Linked DNA regions of Mus musculus: region 1 is linked to region 2. A link is a loop called in an ENCODE intact Hi-C map of the cell type or tissue named here. Cell type or tissue: heart. All regions are shown on one strand. Links, peaks and the distances in the headings refer to the core of each region. The heading gives the core; the rest is flanking DNA.

The links. Hi-C counts contacts between places; a loop is a spot of excess contacts. Peaks named below come from ENCODE experiments on the same cell type or tissue, not always from the same donor. Only the 100,000 strongest peaks of a DNase experiment are listed, where the experiment ranks them.
Region 1: a loop joins it to region 2, with 5 times the contacts of the local background. A loop is called at or near these places in 2 of 42 quality-filtered maps.

The regions. Positions count from the first base shown.
Region 1 is chr3:51,507,182-51,515,510 of GRCm38, forward strand. Setd7 (SET domain containing (lysine methyltransferase) 7) reads right to left here. Exons shown (of 8, transcript NM_080793.5): 8 at 8,137-8,329. It overlaps Gm36008 (a long non-coding RNA gene), which reads left to right and starts at 3,807. Exons shown (of 4, transcript XR_003954701.1): 1 at 3,807-3,977; 2 at 6,248-6,301; 3 at 6,778-6,915; 4 at 7,474-7,513. In heart, for the core only: a CTCF peak has its summit at 3,874 (motif pointing right); a DNase peak (open chromatin) is centred at 3,910; H3K27ac peaks cover 332 bases.
Region 2 is chr3:51,669,480-51,677,808 of GRCm38, forward strand. It overlaps Mgst2 (microsomal glutathione S-transferase 2), which reads left to right. Exons shown (of 5, transcript NM_174995.3): 3 at 8,086-8,156. Among named protein-coding and RNA genes, the nearest start is that of Mgst2, 12 kb to the left of the region's middle. In heart, for the core only: a CTCF peak has its summit at 4,392 (motif pointing left); no DNase peak of the experiment used is centred there; H3K27ac peaks cover 3,179 bases; H3K27me3 peaks cover 211 bases.

The DNA.
Region 1 (8,329 bases), core at 140-8,139, 160 kb before region 2:
AACCTTGCTTTATCAGACCAGACGGGATGTTTAGCACAGTAGTTCACAGAGTGATGGCTCCACACTTCCTACTGTTTTCCAGTTTCAGCCTATTTCAATTGCCCTCCTGCTATAGTGATTGATTGACTGACTGATTGATTGATTGATTTTGCCACTCATCTGGCTCCCGATTACCTCTTGCTGGATGTCATCCGTCTATTTTGGTTGTATTACTGTTCAGCCCCAAGTTTCCTTCACTGAAGAACAATCACTGCACGTGGAGATCCCAGGAATGACTCATCTGCATGTTCAGTCGATATTGAACGAGACTCTCCAGTGTTTCGGGCACCATACAAAGGGTTAGTTAATTGCAGTAAGGCAGCAAATGCTGTGCCTCAGTGGTGCTCAGTGGAAGATGTGCCATGAAGAATAATGGAAAACAAACACGGAATGTTAGAGCGAGCCAGTGTGGGATACGCATGACCCAGAAGGCATTCCTCACTAGGACTGGTTGCTGAGTGCTGGAGGTGGGAGAGAAGCTGTGTGAGGGACTGGAGGACAGCGTTGGGGGAGATGAGTGGTGTCATGGTCTGGAGTTAGGAACACACTTGTCAAGTCTGAAAGATAGAAGGCCAGAGAACAAAGAGGAACAGGGGCTGGGGGTGGGGATACGAGTGGGGACGTTCATCTTGGAAAAACCTTCCTTGGCTCATTCTTTTCCCAGATCTTCAAAGGCACAGAACGTGGATGCTTTGCCAGCGTGCTACGAATAGTTCCACTTTTGAGGACAGACCTATGAACCAAACTCGTAGGACCAATGTTCAGAGCAAGAGTCTCAGAGTAGTCACAGTTAAGTGAGAAATGTGACTGCCATAGGGACAGTGGGGCTGTGCTAACATGTCCAACACTCTTTCCCCAAAGGCAGAATGACAGCCAGAGGGCAGCTTAATGAGAAGGGGATCGGACTGGAGGAGGGCTCTGTGATAGTCGTGTAACATTCAATGAAACTTGAGCCATCCATTTCACAATACGGATTAGATGTCGCTGGGCCCCGGAAATTAAAGAAAGGCAATTGCTCAGCTACAATTATGGCAGGTAATGTTTGCCTCAATGGTTCTTGAGCTTGGTATGTTTATAGTTAATAATGTTTGGGAATCTTAAAATTGTTTCATGTGTTTTTTAATTCCAGATTTGAAATCATAAAAGTGGGCATTATAATCTAATGAATTCCCCCATGAGCTGGTCTCTCAGCTCTCCACATACGGCGAGTCTGGTTTTATCTACAGCTCAACTACTTCTCCCAGCCCTGTATTATCTTGAAGAAGATTCCAAACCTTGTGATGGCTTTGAAAGACTATTTTATTCAATCCCATCCGGCTGGCTTGCCGCTCATTCTTCTTGTTCTCTAGTGACGTTAGGTATCACTGCTTGGGCCCTGATATGGCCCCCAGAGAGCACTTTTCAAGACAGTTACCGTCATCCCTTCTGCTTACCTTTAACCTTCTCATAATTCCCCACATACACTGCCATACCCGTCACTTATTAGACTCCAGAGGAAGGCAAAGTTCCAGGGTTGTGTGTCCTGCCCAGGTGACTCTATGCAGTTAACGGGCTGAACATAGAATTCAAGAGACCCGACATTTGAAAAATCTTCTGTGTAAAGTCACCGACCCCACTGAAGTTGGAGGGCAAGCTCTGGAATGTTGTCAATGGTTCATAAGGCTCATGGGTGGTGGGTGGTCCTCAACACCCGCACGGAGGACTGGAGAAAACCCACTTCGTTTTTCTGATGCCCCCTTCTCCTCTCCCTTAGGGTGGATTTCCTTTCTCCCTGAATCTGAGATGCCGAGTCTCAAATCTGGTGGTCCACGGTGACTGTGGCAAGGGAAAGCAGTACAGCCAGTGGTCGGCTTCTGTCAGGTTTCCGGCTCTATGCCCCATGCTGGGGGTATCATAGGCCTTACCTACCTAAGAGGTGTTCTTGTGCACACACATGTGCGCACGCACAAGTATGTGCTTACACATGCACTCAGGTGGAGTGGTATAATTGTAATTTCACGTGTATAAATATATAAACAAGAGATGACAGCTATCTTACTACTTGCTTAGGAAGCAAAATCGTTGCTATGGGGTATGCTACCTCCTTTGGTATACATAACCCACTCAAATGACAAGCTGGACTGTGAATTTTTAAAATTAGTTTCCTATGGATTGGCAAGATGGTTCAGCCATCCAAAGCAGGGATGCTGAGGCTGTGACAATCTTGGTTTCATCCCTGGGATCCACACATCGGAGGGAACTAACCTCTACAAGCTGCCCTCTGACCTCCACACTCATGCTAACACACACACACACACACACACACACACACACACACACACACACACACACACAGAGAGAGAGAGAGAGAGAGAGAGAGAGAGAGAGACAGAGACAGAGACAGAGACAGAGACACAGAGAGAGATTAAAATGTTAAATCACATTTTAATTTATTTTTGTACATGCATGTTTGTACACATGTGGAGGTGAGAGGACCACTCCCAGGAGTCTGTGCTCTCTTTCCTCCACTCGGGGACTGAACACAGGGCCCCAGGTGCCACAGTAGCAGCAGGTGCCTTTCCCCACTGAGCCATCCGGCCATCCCTGACTTAATTTTCATTTCAAGCTTTTTTTTTTTTTGAGATGACTGTCTCACTAGGTAGCCCTGGTTACCCCTGGAACTTGCTGTGTAGACTATGCTAGCCTTGAGCTCATCTATAGATCCCCTTGCCTCCTGTGTGCTAGGATTAAAGGCATGTGCTGCCATGCCTTGCTTATCTCCAGCTCTGGGTACAGGTGCCCAAGACGTCCCTATTTTAGAGAGGTGTGCTCTCTGCCAGAGAGCAGCTGGAGCCTGGAATCAAGAAGAAATCCATGAAGCTGCCTACTACCTGTAACTTGATTTAATTCCTTGTGTTTGGTGCATATGATGAAGGCGAAGACAACATCGTCCATGAACCAGGACTCTCTCTGCAGCAGGGACTGAGCACTGAAGATGACATAGGGAAGTTCAGGGTTTAGAGCCTTTAGGACTAATGGGCGCATAACTGCATTCTAGCTAAAGCACCTTAAAGTGCCTGGAGACTTAAAAAAAACAAAAACAAAAAACAAAACAAAACAAAACAAAATAAAAAAACACCTCTGGATGGTGGTGGCACACTCCTTTAATCCCAGCATTTGGGAGGTTGAGGCGGGTGGATTTCTGGGTTCTGAGGCCAGCCTAGTCTACAGAGTGAGTTCCAGGACACAGAGAAACTTTGTCTTGAAAATCAAACCCCAAACCCCAAACCATACCAAACAAAAGAATCTTTGTCTTTAAATATAAACCAGCTTTGTTTGATGCAGTTTACTGTAGGCACCAAATGTACTATTAGCCGTCTTAAATATGGGCTTTAAAAACAATTACGAAGCTATTCAAAGTTCAATCTGGTGATTAAGAAAAAGATTAGGTAAAGTTGGTTTTGTCCTTTGTGATGTGTGCATGATTGAGCACGTGTGTGTTTGAGCACGTGTGTGTGTGTGTGTGTGTGTGTGTGTGTGTGTGTGGGTGGGTGGGTGTGTGGGCGTGCGCGTGCGCGCCCCCCTACCCCCCACCCCCCCAGTCCTGCCACTCAGCCACACCTGGGCAGACTTCTCCTTTTTATTCTTCTTTGTTTTGTTTGTTTGTTGTGTTTTTTGTTTTGAGAAGTTCTTATGTAGCCCAGGCTAGCCTTGATATAGCCCAGGGTGACTTGAATTCCTGATTTTCCAGCCTCTGTTTCCCTTCTCAAGTGGTATGTGCCTGGCCTTTGTGTTTCTTTTGAAGACACGTAGGAACTAGGCCTTAGGAAATGATAGGAGGATAAGCTCTCGCCACAAGAGGGCGCTGAGCCACAGAGAAAGCCAAGGATTGTCTGGGAAGCAAAAGCTAGGGGTGAAGGCAATTTCCGGGGAGCCCCTAAGGAGTCAGCGGATGGGAGGTAACTTTCATTTTTCTCCTCACTTCAGTCGCTCAGACTCCAAGCACAGGGCTCACTCTTCATTCATTCCCAGCATCTTCTTTTCCGTTCTGGAGACTGGCTCTGGAGCCTTTGCCTGGCCAGGGCAACTCACTTCCTACGACTACAAACCCTAGAAAACATGCAAGGCAGCACAGCGTGGGTGGAATGGGGGCGGGGGGGGGGATACATCTCCGGTGATCTCCTTACAGTCCTAGGATACCTTCTGTCATTTTCACCCCAAGGTCTGAACTCAGGAAGGTCCTGCACCCCAGAGCCAATACAGCCCTGGTGTGCTTCCCCTGACTCAACGTCCTCCTTGCAGAAGACACAGGCAAAGCGCTTGCCCTAATCGGCTCTAGATTCCTCTGTCTCCTCGCCAATCTTGTATTTCCCTGTGTGGCCACACAGGATGTGAAAACTGTCACTGACAAAGTGTCTCTCCACTGACACTTGTGTCCTCGTCTTTATCATTATACCTAAATATTAGCAAACCTTACATTTGTGTGTCTATATGTGTGTGTGGTGTATATTCTAAGCTTCCTGAGTTCAGAAAAGGGTATTGGTCATTACCACCCTTTGCCTTATTCCTGGGACAGGATTTCTCCTCGCTGAACCTGGAGCTGAGCTGGTGGCCAGCAAGCCCAAAGTGGCCCTCTTGTCACTGCCCCACCCCTGAGATCAACAGCTGAGGTGGAGGCCACAGCTTAGCTTTTTATGTGGGTCCTTAGGGATCTGAACTGAAATCTTCATATTTGATCAGCAAGTCTCCAGTCCCAAGTCTGCATTTTAAAAGCCTAACTCCATTGTCCAGCAATTGCTATTGTAAGTTACATCCCAAGGAGACTGGGTTCTGCAATGGGCCTGGGCAGCATAGTAGAGCTGGCCCTGATGGCGTGGGTGCAGATGAGCCAGCCCGGAAGGCATGAGGGAGCATGAGTGGGAGAGTTGGCCCTGCCCTTGCTGGTGGTGGCATCGGTTGAGCCAGCCTGGATGGGGCAGTAGAGCTTGCCCTTATGGTGTGGTTGTGGCAGGCTGCCCAGGGTAGATACTTCACAGGCCCAGATCCAGGGCTTTCATCGAATTGGCCCATGCCAGCATCTACCCCATCAATGAACTGCTGGAGTGCGTGAAGGACCTGGTCCTGCAGATCCAAAACTGCAGGATCTCCATGATACAGAGCAACAACAGTATATCCAAGAGGAGTCCCATTGAGGTTCCAGTAATTGATAGAGTAGCAGAAGCCAGAGGCCTTGTCACCTGACCAAGGACTCTGCAAGCAAAGAAGTGTGGGCAAAAGGGTATACTGTGGGGTACACTGTGACAACACTAAAGCTTCCACAATGAGATGTTTTTGTTGGGGTGTTCTTGCGCACGCCAGACGACGCTGCAACAGGATCCTTCTGCACACGTTTATTGGGAGAGCTTGATTGCAGAGGCGAAAAGACCCCGAGCCCAGAACTGGTGCTGCTTATATAGGCCTAGGAAAGGCGTGTCTCACACCCGGATTGGTTATGCACTAAGCCTCATTTGCATGTTCCTCATCTGATTGGCTACTCTCTCTCTCTGTACCTCACAGAGCCTCATTATCATACCTCATTTGCATGTCTCACATCTGATTGGTTATACTCTCAAAGCCTCATTTTCATGCCCGGGCCAGGCAGTGTCTTTGCAAAAGACTTTACTGCATATGTACACATTGGTTGTTTGTCCAAACTTATGCGTGGTGGCCAGCAGTAGTCAGTGCCACTCTGCAACGGCACATGTGGCTTCCCACAGGGTGTGGAGAGGGATGGTTGCAAGGGTATGAGGGGAAGGGGAGGTGAGTGGGACTGGGGTGCATGATGTGAAATCCACAAAGAACCAATAAAAAGTTAAGAAGAAAAGCACCTGGAGCTCTGCCTCTCCTTAGCACCACTCCCCACTTCCACGAGGGCCTCCATCTTCACCGGAGTCTTCACACCACACAGGGGAGGAAGGTCTGGGGAATAACATGGTTTCAAGAGTGTTTCTGAGCCAGATGTAGTAGTAGTAGTAGTACACGCTTGTCATCCCAGAACCTGGGAGGCAGGAGGACTGCCCACAGTTTGAGGCCACTCTGCGCAACATAGCCAGACCCTGACTCAGAAAACCAGAGAGGTGGCCAGATGGCTCAGTGGGTAGCTGTGCTTGTTGACAGCCCCTGTTAGATCCCTGGGGAAACTGATTGAAGGGGAGAACTAACACCGTTAAAGTCATCTTCTGACCCACAGGGACCGACACCCACCCTCCACGGGACAAATGCACTCACCTCATCCCTCTTCCTGGTAAGCAAATAAATGTGATTTAAAATACTTCCCAACCAACGAAACAAGACTGTTTCTAAAAACTGCAATAAGCTCAGTTGAACAAAATTGCTTTGTGAAGACAAACATAGCTTCTTCACTCCACTGGGTGGCTTTCTGGGAAAAGGCTTCCAGGTCTTTAGGAACACAATTCCCAGCTGCTCACTGGGTACCCCAGCCCACTCCTTCCTCTCTGCTGCCAGCCCTGACTTCTACTAAGGTTCCTGAGAAATCCACACACAATTATTTCAGGCTCGGGGGGCGGGGGGTAGGGGATGGGTGTCTCTCCCTAGCCTGGAATGTTTTTTGTTTTTGTTTTCCTCACCCTCAGGAAAGCTCTGAGCTACAAGGTTCAGCCCTTCCCCAGCTCCTTGACTCTTCTTCGCCCAAGCCTACCCAGGAGCGCACATTTGGTCACTGTGAGGCTTGTTAATCAACGCTCTGCTTCCCACTTGCAGACAGCCTCTGGGCCTGCCATATGGAAAGCTAAAGAGATGTCAGATGGATGAACATGGCTTTACATTCTGCCATAAGTAAGCGTGTGCCCTACACATCCAGGAAGACACTGACCCCTGAGCACTTGTCATCGGTGGGGAGTGAGTATCCTTGTTAGCTATGGCTAACTTGCTGGAGCCTAGAGTCCCTGCTCTCCTAGAAAAGAAGAAAGGGGTTGTGGGAAATGTTTTCCTTCCTTCCTTCCTTCCTTCCTTCCTTCCTCCCTCCCTCCCTCCCTTCCTTTCTTTCTAAAAAATACTTAGTGTTGTATGAGCATCTTGTTGCTGACACATCAGAAGAGGGCATCAGATCTCATTACAGATGGTTGTGAGCCATGTGGTTGCTGGGAATTGAACTCAGGATCTCTGGAAGAGCAGACAGCGCTCTTAACCACTGAGCCATCTCTCCAGCCCATGCTTTCTCTTTTTAAAGCTAAACTTTTGCGATTACTGGCAAGGGGCATCTGTGCCACAGTATATATGTGGCAGTCAGAGATAACTTGCAGGAGTAGGTTCTTTTCTTGTCATCTTTTGGGTGCGTCCCAGGAGTTGAGTTCAGCCCATTAATTAGGCTTGGTGGCAAGCACCTTTACCTGCTGAGCCATCTAAGCTGGTCTTAAGATCTTTAAGATTTTATTTTAAAGAACCATTTTCCTTCAGACACTCCAGAAGAGAGCATCCGATCTCATTATGGATGGTTGCGAGCCACCATGTGGTTGCTGGGAATTGAACTCAGGACTTCCGGAAGAACAGTCAGTGCTCTTAACCACGAAGCCATCTCTCCAGCCCAATCCATTTTACTTTTAATTAAGTGGATAAGTGTGTGTCTATGGGAAGTTATATGCACACGTGCACATGAGCTGCAGAGGTCAGAAGAGGCCATGACCCCGAGGATCCCTGGAGTTGGAGTGGCAGCTGTGAGCCATCGGACACAGGTTCTGGCAACCCCGGTCCCCTGGGAGAGCAGTGAGCACTGTGTAATCTTTTTTGTTTATTGTTGTGATTGTTTTTGTTTTTCTGAGACAGGGTCTCACTGTGTAGCCCTGGCTGTCCTGAAACTCCCTCTGTAGACCAGGCTGGCCTCAAACTCAGATCTGTGTTTTCCTCCCAAGTGTTGGGATCAAAGGCCCAGGCAGTGTGTCATCTAAACCACTGAGTCACCTTGGCCCCATCCCTGTATTAAGAATTTCTAAACAAACTTCCAATGTAAAGTTCATTTAGTAATTTAAATACACAGGAAGGCACAGTCTATGGGCACTGTTGCTGCTTTTCTTGCCTAGACAACTAAAAAACAAAACAAAACAAAACAAAACTGACAACAGGAGATTGTATATTTTGTTTAATACTTGCATTGTTTCTATAGCGCAATTATAGCAATCTTTAAGTTTACTTTTCATTACAAATATTTGTCAAGTTTTGTTTCAGAAACATTTTTCCTACTTTCTTGCACATGCGCCCAGACACACTACAAAAAATTCATTCATAACACAGTAAGGGCAAACATTACTCATGTAAA
Region 2 (8,329 bases), core at 236-8,235:
AGCTCTATCATTCTCTACTTTATTCCTTTAAGACAGAGCATGTCACTGAGCCGGCAGCAGGAAGCCCAAGTAGACCACGTGTGTGGTCTTCACAGTGCTGAAGGTGGAGGTACACACACGGCCACAGCAGGCTTTCTACACGGGTGCTGGGATCCGAACCCTGGTCCTTGTGCTTGTGTACTCTTACCCAGTGAGCAAGCTCTCTGGCCCGAGCATCTCTAAGGAAGCTTACCGCTGGTCTGTGTACCGGACACTGTCTGTGGAGATCTGCGGAGCTCTGACCTGGCAGATGCTTTCTATTGGCTTGGCTGCATATGTTAGGGATGCTTCATACGGATGTGGAGGGGCTCCGGGTGCTGCCCTTACATCATGGTCCTCTTCATGGGGTGCTGTGGTCATGTGACAAGGTGGATAAAGAGGATGCCCAAGATCATGAGTGATTCAGTGGTGAGGCTGGTGACAGGCAGGGGATCTGGAGCAGAGTTGTAGGTAGTGGCTCCTCGCATGTTCATCTGGCTTCTATCAGCCATTCAATTGCTTCGTGGTGGTTAGAATCAGGCCCTGCTGACACGGTGGTACACCTCCTGCTGACTCCTGCAGGTGACTTACCCAACAAGGAATAATTCAGTCAATTAAGTAACCAATTCTTATTTTTGAGGTGCTTATTGCTAGGATCGGTATTGGTTCAGGACCCACAAGACCAAGTGGGGATTTATTTGCCCCAGAGGGACAGAGGGCAGGAAATAGAGGCAGGAAAGAGACAAGGACAGGAGATAGAGGAGGAAGGAGAAGGGAACAGAGAGAGGGGGAAGGAATATTTGTCCTAGTGTGGGACAAAGGACTGCCTCTGGATAGAGAGGAGACAGAGACATGGCACATGGGAAAATGGCCGCCTATATAGCTAAAGAGGGAAGCACTGTGCTAGGATGAGGTTGTTTAACTTTAATTGGGCATGTTAATTAGGTGAACCAAAGGGGGCTTTTGATTGTCAGACTTTAATATTTTGATAGCTGGACCATGGTAGTCAGCCTCAGGAGGAGGAAGTGGCCAAATAAGGGAATGGACCTTTGTGGTTAGCCTTAGGAATAACGGTATTTTAGCAAGGGGGAGGGAATGGGAGAGGAGGGCAAGGCGAGCCAGAGTCATGCTCACCACGCATGAGCTAGCCAGAGTCCCTTCACTCACTCTGTAGCTCAGGTTGGGCTGGAGTTCCTGCTTCAGTTTCCCGAGTGCTGGGACTACAGTCTGGATCACCATATAACCTGTCCTATAGACATGTCTCCACCTATACATGAACTCCTGTAACCCTTATCCCACCCAGAGGCCTTCTCTGAGCATGATAAGCTGTCGCTCTGACCCTTCTGATTAGAGTCATAATTCACAGGACTTCTTGCTTCCCAAAGTTCACAGACCAGGCCCTGACACCTGTGAATTTGCATCTGCTGAGTCAGAGTGAATCAGCAAAAACAGAGGGGGGAGGGAAAGATCTTTAAAAGCCTCATTGAAATGCCTGGCCTGTCTTTATTTTTAAAAGCTTTCCTAAGGTTCTAAGGCTGGCCAGCTTTGAGTATGCTCCCCCCCCCCCCCAGCTTCCAGAATGAGGCTGTTACATGCAGAAGTTCACGTTGTATGTTCAGGAATCTATTAACTAGAAGAGATGCTGAAAAAAGTTTCATATCAGAGGCTTCCCTCCCACCAAGAGGGTCACCCTAAGTAATGAGTTTTGAGAACAGCAGGACTTTCCTTGGTCCAAGTGTGCATGACTCAGGGACTTAGGGTGTCTTAGTTACTGTTCAATTGCTGTGATAAGACACCATAATCAAGGCAATGTATAGAAGAAAGGATTTATTGGGTCTCAAAGTTCCAGTTGGTCAAAGTTCATGACAATTGTCTTACTTACTGCTGTGAACAGACACCATGACCAAGGCAACTCTTATGAGGTCAACATTTAACTGGGGCTGGCTCACAGGTTCACAAGTTCAGTCCATTATCATCAAGGTGGGAGCATGGCAGCATCCAGGCAGGCATGGTGCAGGTGGAGCTGAAAGTTCTACATCTTCATCTGAAGGCTGCTAGCAGAATACTGACTTCCAGGCAACTAGAATGAGGGTCTTAAAGGCCACGCCCACAGTGACACTTATTTCAACAAGGCAATACCTCCAAATAGTGCCACTTCCTGGGCCAAACATATTCAAACCATCACAACAACCATGGTTGGGATCTTGGCTACAGGCAGGCAGGTATGGCGCTAGAGTAGCAGCTAAGAGCTTGTTTCTCCTACAAGTAGGAGGCAGAGAGAGCTAACGGGCCTGACATGGGCTTTTAAAACCTCAAAACCCACTCTCATTGACATACCACCAACCAGGCCACACCCCCTAACTCATCCTAAACACTCAACCAAACTGAAGACTAAGCATTTAAACAGATGAGCCTAGGGGGGTGGGGATGGTGTGTGTGTGTGTGTGTGTGTGTGTGTGCTCTCTTTAAACTACCACAGTGGGTGTTGGAAAATCCATGGTCAACAAAATCCAACCCGAAGACAGTGGTTCTTGAGTTCCAGATGCGGGGTAAGCAAAGGGATATGGGCTTTATTGGGGGGAGGGTGTCAGTAAGGAAAAAGTGAGAGAACTTCCTGAGAGTGGGAGTGGTCCCCAGAGAGGGAAAAACATTATTAAATTGTTTTGTATAGCAGTTTTTATAGGACTTTCGGTAGAAATGAGGCAATGACTAATGTAATTTCTGTTGCGTTGGTTTTCCAGGCTGTCATGGTCAGAGCCAGTAGAATCCCCCATACTCTCTGTGTGCCCCCCGACCCAAAGTGGGAGATGCTAATACTGTTTGCTCACTGCCCACCCAGTCAAGGGTGGTGGAAGCCCTACCCCACTCTGTCTGTCTCTGACTTATTCCTTATTAGCAGCTGACCTTGACTATCTGGCCCTTATCCTGCTAGCCGCTGGCCTTATAGGTGTCTTGGTGGCTGTTAACTAAACTGTCTTTTCATTGTTCCCTTATTTACCTTGTATCACAGCTGCCAAGATGAATCTACAGTCTTTCTTCTCCCCCAGGGGTGGGGCCGTAGTCTTGTGTATGTTGTGATCTGCGTGGTGGTCTCCTTTCTAGACTAGGTAGACATTACTGGTTAGAAGTCATTTTTTACCTAATAGTAGACTGTTTGTCATATGACAGGACAACCATGCCTTGCATATATTCTCCAAAGAATGGAGTGGGGATGGAGTCTCAGGGAAGCCAGTTGGCCTGCTGACACCGGCTCAGAGCTCTGAGCTCTGGCCTCCCTCTCTCCTTATCTACTTGGTTATCTCTTAGTTGCTGGCCCTCTTATTTATCTTCCTTGGTGTTCCCTACTTTATTGTTTTAACCCTAACCTTCCTGTTAATCTGTATCTGTTATCTGTTTTCGCTGTACTATTTGTTATCAGAATGCACTCTTCCCTGTCCCTTACAACTTGTGACTTGCGAGCTGCTCCTGCAGTCTAAGTAGCCCACAGAGAGGGGAGGGCACTGCTGCAGTTTCTATTCACATTCGTTCTTAGAATCCCATCTCTTTTGTTCTGTGTGATGTATAACACATACAGTATTGTTTCCTAGTTGAGTGTCCCAAACTCTCAGAGGTTTAACACAATGGAAGTTGTGTCACACGGGGTCACAGTTGAGCCCCAGAGGTGTAAGGCAGTAGGCGTGACACACAACTGGAGTGGGCACGGACTGTCTGATGCAATAGGGATCATGCCATGTTGAAGTCCAGGAAACAGCTGGAGTTCTTTGCTTGTGGGTCCCTGATGCACATAGTGGACACTTGGATGACTGCTGAGTGGAGCTACGGTCCTAGCAGTAGCAGGACTCCGTCTTTATGAGGCCCAGGAGAGAGTGTTACAGTGGTTCCCTGTGACTGAGAAGCCTTGAGCCTGTGTTTTATAATATGGTTTGATCTGTGCAGACACACACACGGCCCTGCCCTAGTTTGATCAAAGTGCTCCCTTTGTACCTGTGGGGGTGCATTTGCCCTCCTCAGTCTGTGCACGCGGGCCGTGCTGCACAGTGTCTGTGGATGGATTCGGACTACTTCCTTCTGTGTGTGCATTAGACACGGAGCCGAAGGCTGCCCACTCACTGGAGTCACCCCGGGCAAGGCCCAGTCTGCAGCCATTGCTCCACCCAGTGTGGGGGAACGCTGAGCGCACGTGATCACCACGGCGGTACCCAGAGTTCTCAGCTTTTCTCTGGCTTTTGCCATTCTCTCCCTTAAGCCTCAGGTCTCCTAAAACATTTTGGCGCCGGACAAACCAGGGCAACCGATCAGGACTGTACTGGCTTCAAAACTTGAAGTTCCACCTTCTAGATAACATCTCAAGTCCAGGCCAAGCAGGACACTTGCTCCCCCTACTGGCCCCCTATCGAAGACCTTTCCAGTTACTCTTCCTGGTGTGGAATTCCAGGCCCCTGGTGACATCTGCTTATAACAGTGACTGCAACCTCCCCCGCCTCTATACAGGATGTCAGGGCTACTGCACCGTGGAGGCTGTGATCAGAAAATGACTAGACACAGCTGGTCTCCCCCCCGTGGATATTTGAGGGGAGCGAGTATTTGACAGGTGATGATCATTAACTGTGTCATGAAGAATGGTCACAGGAATCTTCCTATGGAACCTTGTAAGGAGAGCATAGAGTGTAGCTGTCTAGGTAGCTAGAAAGATGCTAAAATTGTTTCCATATTGGTTTGCCCTGTCCGTGAAAATAATTAGCAGCTGATAGCTTAGTTAGTGGGGGAGTTTTCAGAATTTGGTCCCCTTAACTTGAGTGTATCTGTTCACGCTGGCGGTTACCGCAGGGCACACTGCGCTTTGTCATCGTGCTGTGGGAGCTTTTCCGGGCTCAGAGGTGCTGCTGGCAGGAGAGGGTGTGGTCACAGGGTGGAGGTGGTAATGAGCAGGCAGAATGGGGCTCCAGGTGTTTCGAGGTGAAGCAATACTACCAGGTAGACAGCCACAAATAGCAGAGACCCCCAACTGGCAGCCAGAGAATTACTTCTGATGTCTGAAAGATGATGACGAGAAACAGACAAAGATGCAGGGGATGGCTCATCGCTGTAAACGGACTGGATTTGGAATCTCTTAGGAGACACACCTCTGAGCTTGTCTCCGAGGCTGTTTCTTGAGAGGTTTAACTGAAGAGGAAAGACCCATCCCATGGGCTGTGGTCTCTGACTAAATTGAAGGTACCAAAGAAAGAAGCCAGCTAAACACAGCAGCCATCTCTTTCTGCTTATTGACTGAGGAGCTGGGGTGGGTGGGGGTGAGGGTGGGTGGGGGGTAGGGGATAGCCACTTGCTCCACACAGGTGGTCAAGCCTTCCCTGCTGTGGCAGACTGACCCATACACTGCATCTTAGAGGAACCAAAGTCTGAGGCATGTCTGCAAAGGTCTGAGGTTGAGTGAGCCCAAGAGTGACTCCTGCCTGTAATAGGAGGACAGGGACCCATTTCTTGGGGGGATAAAGATGAAGAAATACAAAGTAACCTGCCTTTCCACGAGCATACACAGAGCTACAGTCGATTCTTGCCTGATTTCAATGGCCTCTAACTACCCCCTGCTCATGCCATATCTTAGCACAATGTTCTTGTTTTTTTTTTTTGTTTTTTTTTTTTTTTTTTTTTTTGATGACTTCTGGGAGCTGGCAGTGTTCCCAGTGACATCATTCCAGCTTCAAGCAACTGGCTGGTCTCAGTGCAGTTGGTATTGTCCTTGGGGTCCGGAGCATTGTCCATACCTGGGTGTCCTGGCTACTTTTATGTCATCTCAACACAAGCTGGAGTTATCTGAAGAGAAGGAAGCTCAATTGAGAAAATGCCTCCACAAGATCCAACTGTAAGGCATTTTCTTAATTGGTAACTGACGGGGAAGTGTCCAGCCCATTGTGAGTGGCACTATCTCTGGGCTGTAATCTAGCGTTCTATAAGAAAGCGGGCTGAGTAGGCCAGTAAACAGCATCCCTCTATGGCCTCTGCATCAGCTCCTGCCTCCAGGTTCCTGCCCTGTTTGAGTTTCTGTCCTGACTTCCTTCAATGATGAACAGTGCTGTGACCTGGACCAAACACTGGACCACATCCCGGGGCTGCTTTAGGGGCTCAGTGGAGGGAGGGGAGATTTCAGGGCTCTCTCTCCATTGAAGCCTTGTTACCTGAGACTGGGTACTGTCTTTCTGCCTTTCCTGAAGGTGATCCAGCCACACCAGGCGGTTCTCCATTAAGGAGTTCTCCAGCTTGAGCTACAAGGGAAGACCCACGCCAGCCCTTTGCTCTTGTTTCTCTTTTCTTCCAAGAGACTTCCTCCCTCTTTCATGCAGGGGTACAAAAACACATCAGTGTGTCAGCCTCTGTGGACAGACCCCCAAAGAGACCACAGGTTCCCAGACTCTTCCCTACTGTGAAACTGGGGGTGCCTAGGAGGCTCTGTGTAGTATCTCTTTGTTCCTCAAAATGCAACACCAAGGTCATTAATTCACTGCAAAGAGAAGTCTGAAAATAGACTTTTGTGAATGATGCTTCCGAGGTGTTTAAAATGTCACAGCTAATTTTGAATAAGGACATGTGGGAAAACTCAGTCTTCCCGTCCTAGAGTAATTTAGGGTGTATCATGAAACCTAATAAAGAATGGGCCAGTTGGGTGATGTTTCCAGAAAGGGCCCGGAAATTGCCCTGACTGTGGAAAGGGGTACAACCCTCCCGTGCTTTTCTTCTTCTTTGTTCTGTGGAAAAGGTTCTGTGGAAAGGGAAATTCGGGGAAGCAGGGTCTTCATTTCAGCTAACTGTTGTTATTCTTCCTATGAAATATATAAAGTGTCTTTTCACTTAGCCTCCCATAGCTACTTACAAACTTAGAAACCCATCACATGCAAAAACATGCCAGGGCCATGCCAGGGCCACAGAGAAAACCATCTTTGCCACTTCTCTGGGTGCTAGAGCCTCCGCTTAGGCTCCGGAGGAGAGGAGGAGAGCTGCCTGGCCACTGGTGCCCTGCTGGGCCTTAAAGAGATGGCGAGAAGAGAGGGAAGGAAGCATTTCGAGATCAACACTGCCCATTTCAGGCCCCCAGAGAGCAAAGGGTTCTCGATGGTTATGTCGGGGAGGTTAGGACTTTCCATGCATGCTTCAGGATTCGGCAGCAGGATTCATTTGCTTAACTTTGCTCAGACGAGCACTGAGAAGACTGTCTTCTCTGGCTGAGCTATCAGCTAATAAATTAGAGTTAACCCAGTCACTACCACACCTCACCTTCCCCTTGTCTGCTAGGTTAACTGTAGCTCCCAGAGAACTATTTCCTTGGGCTAGAAATAGTATCAAAATCTCCATCTGACTTTCCGACAAATAGAGGCAATGGAACGTTACTGTCCACTCATTTTAACTTTTACTTCATGTCTATGATTGCTTTGCCTCCATGCAGATCTATGTATGCAGCACTTGTGTGCCTGGTGCACACAGAGACCAGAAGAGAGGATCAGATCTCCCGGAACTGGAGTTACAGACTCATGGGTGCTTAGGATTGACCTCGGATCCCCTGCAAGAGCTGTTGGTGCTCTTAAAAGGATGGCTTTTGTGACTTACCTTCCCACTGCATAGAATGGGAATTGAGTGTGTCCATTTCTTTTCTTTTAGAAGCTTTCAGGGGAATTATTTAAAGACTCAAGTGGGAAGCTGAGGGTGGGAGAGGATTTTTAAGAAGAAAGATGTTTAATGTGAATTGAGTAGCCTCTTGGGTTGCTTGAGAAGGTATGGAAATCTCTTTAGGCTCTGGAGGCCTGTTTCTTAGAAAATCTGAGCCATGGTGCACTTCACTGTGACCATTTGGGTATAGGAGAATGATTCTTGGTCCTGCTCTGTGGTTTGAGCAATGTCTGAATCTCATGTCTAAAGACTCCTTTTAAGTGGAAGGATCTTTTAAATTCTTGATGTAAGTTCTTGTATTGTTTTTGCTTGAATTGATGGAACGCCCACCTGTAGATGGAAAATCAATACATTAGTGTGTGTTTCCTCATGGATTAAGTTTCATCTTTATTTGTCCCCCCCCCCCAGGCAAAACTCTTTGGAGTTTTATCCTGTATTCATCGTAATGCTGTGGATGGCTGGGTGGTACTTCAATCAAGGTAATTATAAGAGCATGTCAACTCATTCCAAAGATGACTGTGGTGTTTAAACACAATTAAGGGGCAGATAGATGACCATATGGCTACTGATGCTGGAAATGACTTTGACTATAAGAAGCAATGCCTGTATACATCCAAATTCTAGGTGTGCTCAGATGGCCTCAATGTGATTT